2 separate regions of the Homo sapiens genome follow, and region 1 is linked to region 2. Evidence: read pairs that join two places in POLR2A ChIA-PET (ENCODE). Cell type or tissue: HepG2. All regions are shown on one strand. Each heading gives the region's core, and the rest is flanking DNA. Links, peaks and the distances in the headings are about the cores only. Region 1 has its middle 12 kb from the start of GEMIN6. Region 2 overlaps GALM (galactose mutarotase).

Region 1 (6,810 bases), core at 908-3,407, 100 kb after region 2:
GCCTGTAGTCCCAGCTACTCGGGAGGCTGAGGCAAGAGAATCGCCTGAACCTGGGAGGCGGAGGTTGCAGTGAGCCAAGATCACGCCTCTCAAAAAAGAAGATAAGTGATTTGCAAATATTTTCTCCCAGCCTCTCTCATTTGTATGTTCTTAATGGTGCTTGTTTTTTGTTTGTTTGTTTGTTTGTTTGTTTTTGGAGACAGGGTCTCACCCAGTCACCTAGGTTGGAGTGGAGTGGCACCATCTCAGCTCACTGCAACCTCTACCTCCTGGGCTCCCACCTCTGCCTCCAGAGTAGCTGGGACTACGGGCGCCACCATGCCTGGCTAATTTTTACATTTTTCTTTTTTTAGAGACAGGGTCTCCCTATGTTGCCAGGGCTGGTATGGAACACCTGGGCTCAAGCAGTCCTCCCACCACAGTCTCTCTAGTAGCTGGAACCACAGGCACACCCACCATGCCCAGTTAATTTAAAAAGTTTTTTTTTTTTTTTGGTAGAGGAAGGGTCTTACTATGTTTCCCAGGATGGTCTGGAACTTCTGAGCTCGGCCTCTCAAAGTGCTGGGATTACAGGCATGAGCCACAGAGCCCTGCCTGAGAAAGTCTTAAAAAGCACAATTAAGAGACTTGGTTGAATCCCTTAGCTCCCTTTTAATTTCAACAGACATCCATACTCTTCAGACCCTTCTGGAGGCTAAATTATGGTCCAGATTGAATTATTCAAATAACTTGAACCTGGGAGGTGGAGGTTGCAGTGAGCCAGGATCACACCACTGCGCTCCGGCTTGGGCGACAGAGTGAAACTCTGTCTCAAAAAAAAAAAAAAAGTATTCAAATAAACTTTATTTCTCTGTTCTCATGTATCCCTATTTATCTTTGTATTCTGAGTTCCTAACAGGGTGACTGACACATAGCACTTCTTTAAAATATGTTAAATTGAAATTTTAAGGCCAGGTGCAGTGTCTCACACCTAGAATCCCAGCACTTAGGGAGGCCGAGGCGGGTCGATCAATTCAGGTCAGCAGTTCCGGCCAACGTGGTGAAACCCCATCTCTACAAAAAAATACAAAAATTAGCTGGGCGTGGTGGCTCACGCGTGTAATCCCAGCTACTCGGGAGGCTGAGGCATGAGAATCACATGAACCTGGGAGGCGGAGGTTGCAATGAGCTGAGATTGTGCCACTGCACTCCAGCCTGGGCAACAGAGCAAGACACTGTGTAGAAAGAAAGAGAGAGAGGGAAGGAGGGAGCGAAATAAATTATAAGCATAAACATGGAGGGCATTTTTGCAACCCCAATATGGGTTTCAAACTAGCCAAGTGGCAAACATTAGTTATAAACTGGACAATTGGATTTTTTTTTTTTTTTTTAGATGGAGTTTCACTCTTGTTGCCCAGGCTGGAGTGCAATGGCGTGATTTCAGCTCACCGCAACCTCCGCCTCCCAGGTTCAAGCGATTCTCCTGTCCCAGCCTCCCGAATAGCTGGGATTACAGGTATGCACCACCACGCCCAGCTAATTTTGTATTTTTAGTAGAGATGGGGTTTCTCCATGTTGGTCAGGCTGGTCTCAAACTCCTCACCTCAGGTGATCAGCCTGCCTCGGCCTCCAAAAGTGCTGGGATTATAGGCGTGAAGCCACCGTGCCCGGTGGCTTTCTTGTTAACTAATCAGATTTCATGCTTCAGTTAATTCAGTCTTAGTCATGCTTATTGTAAAAAAGGATGGTATAAATATTTATGAGCTAGAAGTAATAGCAAGAGCTGGAGTTTGAATGGGAAGGTGCACAGGTGAATTTCAGAGACAGAAGGGCAGCATTAACAGAAACGTTTCTAATTACTAATTGTTTTGCTCTTGGTCTATAATCAGTGGATGAGTTTCTTTACCACATGGGATAGTCCCTTGGTGCCCATCCTATAGCATGGCTCCTGATTTGTAAAGACATCTGTCTTCTAAGGAGCATAGCATGTCTTTGCTGTTCTGTCTGGTAATCCTACTAATAATCAAGTCCTCAAACAAACGGATTTTTCCAGTTCACGCTATAGGAGAAGGGTTACTGAGCCTAGGAACTAAAGTTTTTAATCAGGCTTCACTTTAAACATCCTACAGTCAGCCAGGTGCGGTGGCTCATGCCTGTAATCCCAGCACTTTGGGAGACCAAGGCGGGTGGATCACCTGAGATCAGGAATTCGAGACCAGCGTGATCAGCATGGTGAAACCCCGTCTCTACTAAAAATTAGCCAGGTGGTAATTAGCGTGGTGGTGAGTGCCTGTAATCCCAGCTACTCGGGAGGCTGAGGCAGGAAAATTGCTTGAACCCAGGAGGCGGAAGTGAGCTGAGATCATGCCATTGCACTCCATCCTCGGCGACACGGTGACACTCCTTTTCAAAGAAAACAAAAAACAACAAAAAACAAAAAAAATTCTACATTCATAACCCTCTAGAGTCATATACTTTAAAACAAAACAGGCTGGGCGCAGTGGATCAAGCCTGTAATCCCAGCACCTTGGGAGGCTGAGGCGGGTGGATCACGAGTTCAGGAGATGGAGACCATCCTGGCTAACATGGTGAAACCCCGTCTCTACTAAAAATACAAAAAAATTAGGTGGGCGTGGTGGTGGGCGCCTGTAGTCCCAGCTACTTGGGAGGCTGAGGCGGGAGAATGGCGTGAACCCGGGAGGCGGAGCTTGCAGTGAGCAGAGATCACGCCACTGCACTCCAGCCTGGGCGACAGAGCAAGACTCTGCCTCAAAAAAAAAAAACAAAACAAAATAACAAAACAGGCCGGGCGCGGTGGCTCACGCCTGTAATCCCAGCACTTTGGGAGGCCGAGGCGGGCGGATCACGAGGTCAGTAAATCGAGCCCATCCTGGCCAACATGGTGAAACGCCGTCTCTACTAAAAATACAAAAAAAAAATAGCTAGGTGTGGTGGCGGGCGCCTGTAGTCCCAAATACTCGGGAGGCTGTGGTAGGAGAATGGTGTGAACCCGGGAGACGTAGCTTGTCGTGAGCCGAGATTGTGCCACCGCACTGCAGCCTGGGCGACAGAGCGAGACTCCGACTCAAAAAAAAAAAAAAAAAGCATATTGGCCAAAGTCGACTAGGTTGGACTTTGTTCAAAGATAAAGTAACAGGGTGTGTGTGTGTGTGTGTGCATGGGTGTGTTTTAAACATTTTAATGTGGGCCTAAGTGTGACAACTTGAATTTTGTAGTGCAGAGGTTTAGCAGTAGTAGCATTCACATACAAGTCATGTCTTCACATTTTCAAAATAAGTGATTCTGGCCAGGCGCGGTGGCTCATGCCTGTAATCCCAGCACTTTGGGAGGCCGAGGCAGGCAGATAACCTGAGGTCAGGAGTTTGAGACCAGCCTGGCCAACATGGTGAAACCCCATCTCTACTAAAAATATAAAAATTAGCCGGGCATGCTGGCAGGTGCCTGTAGTCCCAGCTACTCGGGAGGCTGAGGCAGAAGAATTGCTTAAACCCAGGAGGCAGAGGTTGGAGTGAGCTGAGATTGCTCCATTGCACTCCAGCCTGGGTGACAAGAGTGAGACTCCATCTCAAAAACAAAAACAAAAGAAAAGTGGTTTTTTTGGTAAAAAGCCAAAACAAAATTTAATGGTAGAACATGTTTTTAAAGTAAATGTATCCCTATTCATCTGTGCCAGGCTTTTCTCATTTGTACATATAATTTCTTCAAATTCTTAAGTACTTAGAATTCTTGATAAGAACAAAATGTACACACAAGCTCTTATTCACACAGTACATATTTATTAGAGTTGATTTGGCAGAGATTTTCACTATATTTTTATTTTATTTTTTTTTGAGACAGTCTTGCTCTGTTGCCCAGGCTGGAGTACAGTGGCATGATCTCTGCTCACTGCAACGTCTGCCTCCTGGGTTCAGGCGATTCTCCTGCCTCAGCCTCCTGAGTAGCTGGGATTACAGGCGTGTGCCACCATATCTGGCTAATTTTTTTTGTATTTTTAGTAGAGACAGAGTTTCACCATGTTGGCCAGGCTGGTCTCGAACTCCTGACCTCAGGTGATGCACCGGCCTCGGCCTCCTAAACTGCTGGGATTACAGGCATGAGCCACTGCGCCCAGCCGAGATTTTCACTTTCTGTAGTTCAAAATATATTTTCATTTTCAGAGATGTCTATGGGCATAATTTACACCTAATAGCTATTAGGCTTTGTTAGTGATTACTTATCTCATTTTGTTTAAAGCAGGGTTTTCTTCACCTTGGCTGTATTGGCATTTTGGACCGAGTGATTTTTTCTTTGGGTATCCTGTGCCTTGTGGGATATTCAGCAGTATCCCTGGCCTCTAAGCACTAGATGCCAGTAGCACCTCCCACCCCACAAGCTGTGAAAACCAACAATGTCTTTGGACATCGCCAAATGTTTCCTGCCCCCTCAAAACTGCCCCCATTTGAGAACCATTTGTTTAAAACAAATAAAAACTACATTGAGCTGGGTACAGAGACTCAAGCCTATAATCCCAGTACTTTGGGAGGCAGAGGTGGGTGGATTGCTTGAGCCCATGAGTTGGAGACCAGCCTAGGCAACAGCAAAACCCCGTCTCTACTAAAAGTACAAAAAAAAAAAAAAAATTAGCCCAGCATCGTGGCGCATGCCTGTAATCCCACCTACTCAGGAGGCTGAGGTGGGAGGATCACTTGAGCCCGAGAGGCAGAGATTGCACTACTGCACTCCAGCCTGGCCTACAGAGCAAGACCCTGTCTCAAAAAACAGAAAAATAAAAGAACCCCTACATTGTCTCCCGGGTGAGGAAACTTCTTTAAACTCTTTGTACAGGATAGGGCCCCGTATTTGTTAATCTCTATGGACAAATAAAGTCTTATTTGAAAGGTTAACAGGCATTGTTGTTAAAATACATTTCAAACTCAAGGATGGACAAGCCTGGGCAACATGGTGAAACCCCAACTCTACAAAAAGTACAAAAAATTAGTTGGGCATGGTGGCACATGTCTGTAGTCCCAGCTGCTCCAGAGGCTGAGGCAGGAGGATCCCCTGGGCCCAGGGAGGTTGAGGCTGCAGTGAGTGGTGATCGTACCACTGCACTCCAGTGGCATTGGTGTGAGACCTTGTCTCAAAAAAAAAAAAAAAAAAAGAGGAACCAAAGGATGGAATGAAGCAACACTTCCTCAAAGTGGAATCTCAGGACATAAATGGACCTTCTTGGCTGCTATTCTGTCTTTTATTATTATTTTCTTTTTGTCCACCTGAACATTCATGTCTTTTATGAGGAATAAAATGTTCATGTTTTTTCTAAGGAAGAAAACCAGACATGGATAATCTCTATAGTATAAATTCATTCAACATAGAAGAAAAATAACTCCTTCAGGCCATTTTCAGTAAAACCTAGGATGGAGAAGGTAGCAGTAACTGCATTTTCTGAATAAAGGAATAATTAATGACACCTCACTGAAATGCTCTTGCTGAGAATGTTTATTAAATAATAATAATATATTATTATGATGATGATTATTATTTGAGACAGAGTCTTGCTCTGTTGTCCAGGCTGGAGTGCAGTGGCACAATCTCGGCTCACTGCAACCCCTGCCTCCGGGTTCAAGTGATTCTCCTGCCTCAGCCTCCTGAGTAACTGGGACAACAGGTGCATACCACCACGCCCGGCTAATTTTTAAAATATTTTTAGTAGAGACAGGGTTTCACCATATTGGCTACACTGTGCCTAGCCTCCTGACCTCGTGATCCACCCGCCTCAGCCTCCCAAAATGTTGGGATAGCAAGCGTGAGCCACCGCACCTGACACAATTATGTATTATTATACCTGACTTCTCAATATTGTGTTTGTAGCATATCAGGGATCATTTTAAACACTGATTTTCATTGCTAGTAGTTATGAGATTGGGCTGAATTTCTAAGACCACCCCTTAGAAGTTGGTTTTCCAAACAAATGCCTCATAATGGTTTTTGTTGCCATTTCTCTCCTAAAAAATTCAAAGAGGTGAAAAAATCTAGGTGACTAGATTCTAAGCCATCCCTTATCATAGCTGTCTCAACTGGAGCCCTGTGTCCTGGCTTATTTAGTCAATTAGCCAGGCATGAACTGACTCAGGAGCAGCTCTGGGGCTAGCCTAGATGGGGCAAAGAGGCTGAACTATCTGGGGGAACAGGTTGTTGATGTTTTGGTTGCTGCCCTGTATCTTTTCTGTTTGTTTGGTTGTTTGGGACAGGATCTTGCTCTGTCACCCAGGCTAGAGTGCTGTGGCACAATCACGGCTCACTGCAGCCTCAACCTCCTAGGCTCCGGGTGATCCCCCTGCCTCAGCCTCCCCAAGTAGCTGGGACTACAGGCACACACCACCATGCCTGGCTAATTTTTTTTGTATTTTTTGTAGAGACAGGGCCTCCCTATGTCATCCAGGCTGGTCTCGAACTTCTGGGCTCAAGCAATCCTCCCTCTTCAGCCTCCCCAAATGCTGGGATTACAGGCTTGAGCCACCATGCCTGGCTGTCCTGCATTTTTATGAAACAACACCATGGCCAACATGTTGAAACCCTGTCTCTACTAAAGATACAAAAATTAGCCAGGCATGGTGGCGCACGCCTGTAATCCCAGCTACTCAGGAGGCTGAGGCAGGAGAATCACTTGAACCTGGGAGGTGGGGGTTGCAGTGAGCCAAGATGGTGTCATTGCACTCCAGCCTGGGCGACAGGGCGAGATTCCATCTCAAATAAAATATTTGTTTTAATTCTATTGGAATGTAGCAAGGGAACAATATTAATAAAATACTTGCTGTGAAATGAATCTGC
Region 2 (6,810 bases), core at 1,382-3,881:
GAAAGTATTGTTTTATGTAGGTAAAAAACTCGGTGATAATTCTGTTTTTTACATTTTTTGCATACTTAGGACATCCTATTTAATAATAGGGAGGGGAGATCTAAAGGAATAGATTAGAAATAAAAAGAGAAATTATGCATGCAGTATTCCATCTGCCAGTGTGTTCCAATGAAGGAGACAATATGGGAATGTTAGGTTTACTAAGGCTTTTTACGACTCTTCCAATCCTGCAGGGACTTGGAGTGACGGGTATTTCTGAATCTCTTTTCAGAGGCTGAATAGTTTCCTAGATCATAGACCCCACCCAAAAGCGCGGTCAATGAACTTCCTTCCGTATACCACAGATTGAATATCCCTTATCCAAAATACTTGAGGCCAGAAATGTTTTGGATTTTGGAGATTTTCAGATTTTGGAATATTTGCGTTATATATACTTATTTGTTCAGCATTCCTAATCTGAAAACTCGAAATCTGGAATGCTCCAGTGACTACTTCTGAGCGTCATGTTGGCACTCAAAAAGCTCAGATTTTGGAGCATTTCAGATTTTAGATTGTCCTCTTTTTTTTTTTGAGGTGGAGTTTCACTCTTGTTGCCCAGGCTGGAATGCAGTGGCACGATCTCGGCTCACTGCAACCTCCACCTTCTGGGTTCAAGCAATTCTCCTGCCTCAGCTTCCCTAGTAGCTGGGATTACAGGCGCCCACGACCACGCCCAGCTAATTTTTGTATTTTTGGTAGAGATGGGGTTTCACCATGTTGCCCAAGCTGGTCTCGAACTCCTGACCTCGGGTGATCCACCCGCTTCAGCCTCCCAAAGTGCTAGGATTACAGGCGTGAGCCACCGCACCTGGCCCCAGATTTTAGATTTTCAGATTAGGGATTTTCAACCTCTATCTTAGTAAGCGTAGCTTGAATCCACAGCCACTAACTTCAGGTTTGAAGGTGGATGGGGGCACCAGCCTTCCAAGGCACTCCGGTAGGAGTGGATGATCACCAAGCCAGACCTGGAGTCAAGGGCCTCTGCATCTTCAGAATATCTCTTGCCATACCTTGAGAAGCATTATCATATATCTCAAACCCTCCCCAGGCACATAGCTCAAAACCTGATATTTAAATTAGTCAGCTCATCTTATATATTTTTGTTTGTTTTTTAAATTTAATAAGTGGTATTTTTGTTCTATTTGGGCCCAAGTATTGCTCATCACTTCTAAGTTTGAGGGTTGGAGACCTGGGGAGGAGGGGAGAACTGGCTTTGTCAAAGAATATAAAAGGTATGTAGGTTGCAGGTCGTTTTTTGTTTTATTTTATTTTTCTGTTCCTTCCTGTGCCTAACACAAAACTGGGATAACTTTTTTTTTATTGAAACTTTACCTAAAGACCTGGGTGTGGTGGCTCATGCCTGTAATCCCAGCACTTTGGAAGGCCAAGGTGGGAGCATCACTGGAGCCCAGGAGTTCAAGACCAGACCGGGCAACATAGAGAGATCCCCCATCTCTAAAAACAAACAAACAGGCTGGGTGCGGCAGCTCACGCCTGTAATCCCAGCACTTGGGAGGCCAAGGTGGGCAGATCACTTGAGGTCAGGAGTTCAAGACCAACCTGCCCAACATGGTAAAAACCCGTCTCCACTAAAAATACAAAAAATTAGCTGGGCGTTGTGGTAGATGCCTGCAATCCCAGCTAATCAGGAGGCCGAGGCATGAGAATTGCTTGAACCCAGGAGACGGAGGTTGCAGTGAGCCAAGATTGCGCCACTGGACTCCATCTTGGATGACACAGTGAGACTGTGTTTTTATAAACAATAAAAACAAACAAACAAAAAAACAACAGAAACTTTACCGAAAGAGTTATGAAAGCAGGTCTGGGGGAATTCGAGATGAAAAGCAATAGCATGTGGTACATGACAGGTAGACATGTCATTAAGGACCCAGGTTCTTCCAGTTTTCCATCTGCTTCCTCAGTATTTTGGCTTTTGTCTTCAGGCTTGTCCCCTCATGGCCACAGCTCCAGGAATCACCTCCTCATATAGTCACATCCAGAGACAAAAAGACCCATTCCATTTTTCATATCTCTAATGTCCTCTTTTTAAGAAAAAGCAATGCTTTTCCTAGAAGCCCTCCAGCCAACTTTCTCTGATTTCTCATTGGCCAGAAGTGTGGCCTATGCTCTGCCTAACCCAATCGCCAGCAAGGGAATTAGGCCATGATGATTGGCTTAGACCAGTCAAAATTTGCCCTCTGGAAATGGAGCGGGGGTGGGTCCTCTTCCCTGAATATCTGGTCTAGCATAGGATAAATCAACAAGCCTAGTTTCTGCCTGGGGGCACAGAGTTGCTGGTAAAAGAGTTGCCATGGCTTGTGGGTAGTAACCCACAGTGTCTGTACCCTCCTGCTAGAGGTGATGAGAGCTGAGTTAAGGCTGTGGTAGTGATATTGCACAATGTCTTTAAAGTCCCCTGCAAATCATAATGGGCTCTATAAATGGTTAATGTTACAAACAGGTAGCAGCCAAGCAAAGTTAACCAAAACAAACACTGAACCCAGAGATGGGCCTCAAGGTCTGTTTGTGAATCAGCATTTCTTGCCAAGTTTTCATCAGCCTTGAAAGGAAATGATTCCAACAGTAATATTCCACCAGAGTAGATCATTGCGTTTTTCCAGCCTAGAAGAGTCATAAAAAGAAGCATGCATTTTTATTTTTATTTTTTATTTTTTATTTTTTTGAGACGGAGTCTCACTCTGTCTCCCAGGCTGGAGTGCAGTGGCGCAATCTCGGCTCACGGCAATCTCCGCCTCCCAAGTTCCAGGGATTCTCCCGCCTCAGCCTCTGGAGTAGCTGGGATTACAGGCACGTGCCCCTGGCTAATTTTTTGTATTTTTAGTAGAGATGGGGTTTCACCATGTTGGCCAGGCTGGTCTTGAACTCCTGACCTGAAGTGATCCGCCCATCTCGGCCTCCCAAACTTCTGGGATTACAGGCCTGAGCCACCATGCCTGGCCACAAAGCATGCATCTCTTTAACGAAGGAATGTTACTACTGCTTGGTGACCCAGTGACCCTTAAGAGGGTGGGTGCCTGATGAATGTTCTTTTCCTTCTCCTCCTAGGCTTCTTCCTAAATCTCAGGCTCATCAGTTTATTTGGAGTGTGATTTTCATGTTGATTCATTTCTCTAGTGCTTAAAAAAAAAAAACCACAGAAAGTGGAAATTTCTTTCTTTCTTTCTTTCTTTCTTTCTTTCTTTCTTTCTTTCTTTCTTTCTTTCTTATTTTGAGATGGAGTCTCGCTCTGTCTCCCAGGCTGGAGTGCAGTGGCGCGATCTTGGCTCACTGCAACCTCCGCCTCCCGGGTTCACGACATTCTCCTGCCTCAGCCTCCCGAGTAGCTGGGACTACAGGCGCCCACCACCATGCCCAGCTACTTTTTTGTATTTTTAGTAGAGATGGGGTTTCACCGTGTTAGCCAGGATGGTCTGATCTCCTGACCTCGTGATCCACCCACCTTGGCCTCCCAAAGTGCTGGGATTACAAGCATGAGCCACCGTGCCTGGCCAGAAAGTGGAAATTTCTAAGCAGCTTTATTTATAATAGTAAAACACTGGAAGCAACCCAGAAGTCTATCAACAGGAGAATGGATAAACAAATTGTGATACAGTCATACAACGGAATACTACTCAACAATACAAAGGAATATAACATGGATGATCCCAGTAGCATTATGTTGTGTGGAAATAACAAGGCACCAAAGAATATGTACTGCATACTTCTGTTTCTAAGGAGGCAGGCACCTAGGAAACAGAGTGAAGACCTGAATTAATGCTAGGCCAGGAGTCTGGAGAATGGCTTTGCCTCCTGCAGGTGTCCTCATTGGATGACATTACATAGCTTGTGTTCCTCCAGGCTTATTTGTGCACAGGAAGTATGGAGGTGCTTTGGTCCACCTGGGTTCTCTTTTTCTAACACTATTCAGCTCTGTATGTGGGCTGCAGCTCCCAGTTTAGCGCCACCAAGGCCTGGAACCCAACCTTCACACCCCTTGTCTCGACTGACCCAAAGCCCTCTGTGTTGAGCTGAGTAGTGAACAAATAGGGCCAAGGAAATACAGTAGTCCCAAATTCTCTTCCCTCAGCTCCTCTCCCACAGTCCCAGGGGCATCTCCAGGTGCTGGCACCACCCTGAGGCATGCGAGGATGGCAGGAGAGAGAGCCGCACAGAAGAGACATCCTCTCTAGGCTAGACCTGCTCTAGGCAGGGGTACAGACCCTCTCCCATCTTGGACCTGCTGCCCCAGCTCACAGCAGAGTGAGCTGTAGAAAGTGCAGAGGAGAGGCCTTTGCCCTGGCTTTGTCCCCCACCCACTCATACCCCTGCCCAGCACACACCCACTGGGAGAAAACAAGAGCATCATAGTTCTTCTGGACAGGCATGGTGGCTCAAGTCTGTAATCCCAGCACTTTGGGAGGCCAAGGCAGGCAGATTACTTGAGGTCTGGAGTTCGAGACCAGCCTGGCCAACATGGTGAAACCCCATCTCTACTAAAAATACAAAAATTAGCCTAGCATGGTGGTGGGCACCTGTAATCCCAGCTACTTAAGGAGGCTAAGGCAGGAGAATTGCTTGAACCCTGGAAGTGGAGGTTGCAGTGACCCAAGATTGCGCCACTGCACTCCAGCCTGGGCGACACAGTAAGACTCTGCCTCCGAAAAAAAAAAAAAGAGAATCGTAGTTTTTCAGAAAAAGAGCCTACTAGTGGTGTAATTAAACCAGTTTCTGTCGTGTTTAGACATGCATTCTCATGGTCTCTAAAATCTTGACCTTTCTTTTCAGAATTACTCAGTTGGATTGTGTGGGCCAGTCTTTCAGACCATAGAATCTGTTTCCAGCTAACCTGTCCTAACCCTGTCTCAAAAAAACCAGTCGGCCGGGCACAGTGCCTCACACCTGTAATCCCAGCACTTTGGGAGGCTGAGGTGGGTGGATCACCTGAGGTCAGGAGTTTAAGACTAGCCTGACCAACATGGTGAAACCCCATCTCTACTAAAAATACAAAAATTAGCCAAGTGTGGTGGCACACGCTTGTAATCCCAGCTGCTCGGGAGGCTGAAGCAGGAGAATTGCTTGAACCTGGGAGGCAGAGACTGCAGTGAGCCAAGATTACACTACTTCACTCCGGCCTGGGCGACAGAGTGAGACTCCGTCTCAAAAAAAAAAAAAATGTGTACTGGGTGCGGTGACTCACACCTGTAATCCCAGCACTTTGGGAGGCCGAGGTGAGCAGATCACCTGAGGTCGCGAGTTCGAGACCAGCCTGACCAACATGGAGAAACCCCGTCTCTACTAAAAATACAAAATTAGCCAGACGTGGTGGTGCATGCCTGTAATCCCAGCTACTAGGGAGGCCGAGGCAGGAGAATCACTTGAACCCGAGAGGCGGAGGTTGCAGTGAGCCGAGATCGCGCCATTGCATTCCGGCCTTGGCAACAAGAGCGAAACTCGGTCTCAGAAAAAAAAAAAAAGTCAAATGTCAAATATCCCCTGAGAGACAAAATTATCCCCAATTGAGAACCACTAGTTTAGCTCATCTTTGAGCATTCACTGAGCAAAAGCCCTCACTTGGTTTCCCTTCCACATCTTCTGGTGTGAAGCTTTAAAATATGTTGCTATTGATAATATAAAATAATATTTGTACTAGAAACATGCATGTATAAAGTTATTTGCCGATTTGCAAACAACACAATGCACCTTTCCTACACTGTTATTCACAAGGACCCTGGAAAAGGTAGAGGCATCATTAGCCCAAATTTATTTTATTTTATTTATTTTGAGATGGAGTTTTGCTCTTGATGCCCAGGCTGGAGTGCAATGGCACGCGCGATCTTGGCTCACCGCAACCTCCACCTCCCGGGTTCAAGCAATTCTCCTGCCTCAGCCTCCTGAGTAGCTGAGATTACAGGCATGTGCCACCACACCTGGCTAATTTTGTATTTTTAGTAGAGACGGGGCTTCTTCTTTTTGGTCAGGCTGGTCTCGAACTCCTGACCTCAGGTGATCCGCCTGCCTCGGCCTCCCAAAATGCTGGGATTACAGGCATGAGCCACCGCGCCCGGCCTCATTAGCCCAATTTTAAACCAAAGGAAATGAGAGTCTATGAGGTTAAATGAATTCCCTGGGACCACTCAGGAAGAGCTGGAACTACACCCCAGGCCTTCTGACACTGACCAGTACACCAGCCTTTGACTCCCCTGCAAAGGCCAGGCTGCATCTTCATGGAGGAGGTGGGCAAATTCTCAAAAGCAGGGACTGCGGTTCTGACACCTGGGCTTCTGTCATGGAGCAGAGAGTGGGGCCTCTGTGTGGAAACTGGGCTAGAGGGGGGTGCCAGGTGCACCCCCAGGAGTGAGCCTGGAGCAGTACCCTGACCTCTCAGGATGTGTGTGTTCCTGGTTACCAGTCATTGCTCTTCTGTTTGCCTGGCAAGTGAGAAGAATAGAAGAAACACCTCCACTAATAAGCCAAGGTCCAAAAGGCTTTCAAACCACTGTGGTCTCTGACTTTTCACCTTCATATTCTATTTAGAAAAGAAAATGCATGCACACTTGAAAGTTTCTTCCAAATTTATCTGTTGCTATTTTGAGGCCTTATCTACCTCCACTTAGTTGATTATATTTAATCATGACCATCAGCCAAACAAGATTTTAAAAGTTTTTGTCAATGCCTGAAAACATTTTTGCAAGATAAGTTAAAAAACAAATATATGAAATAAGACTAAGCAGAAAACCTTTCCCCTACCTTTTCCTCCCAGGCTTCCCCAAA

The links. ChIA-PET counts read pairs that join two places held together with the same protein. Peaks named below come from ENCODE experiments on the same cell type or tissue, not always from the same donor. Only the 100,000 strongest peaks of a DNase experiment are listed, where the experiment ranks them.
Region 1: POLR2A ChIA-PET joins it to region 2 with 5 read pairs; 3 of 35 experiments call an interaction of 5 or more read pairs at or near these places.

What each region holds. Positions count from the first base shown.
Region 1 is chr2:38,786,810-38,793,619 of GRCh38, forward strand. No RefSeq gene overlaps it. Among named protein-coding and RNA genes, the nearest start is that of GEMIN6, 12 kb to the left of the region's middle. RefSeq lists an enhancer at 2,270-2,770 and a silencer at 5,065-5,265. In HepG2, for the core only: no CTCF peak of the experiment used is centred there; no DNase peak of the experiment used is centred there.
Region 2 is chr2:38,683,014-38,689,823 of GRCh38, forward strand. GALM (galactose mutarotase) reads left to right here. Exons shown (of 7, transcript NM_138801.3): 4 at 6,800-6,810. LOC124905993 (a long non-coding RNA gene) reads right to left here. Exons shown (of 3, transcript XR_007086292.1): 3 at 870-2,661. Among named protein-coding and RNA genes, the nearest start is that of GALM, 20 kb to the left of the region's middle. In HepG2, for the core only: no CTCF peak of the experiment used is centred there; a DNase peak (open chromatin) is centred at 2,518.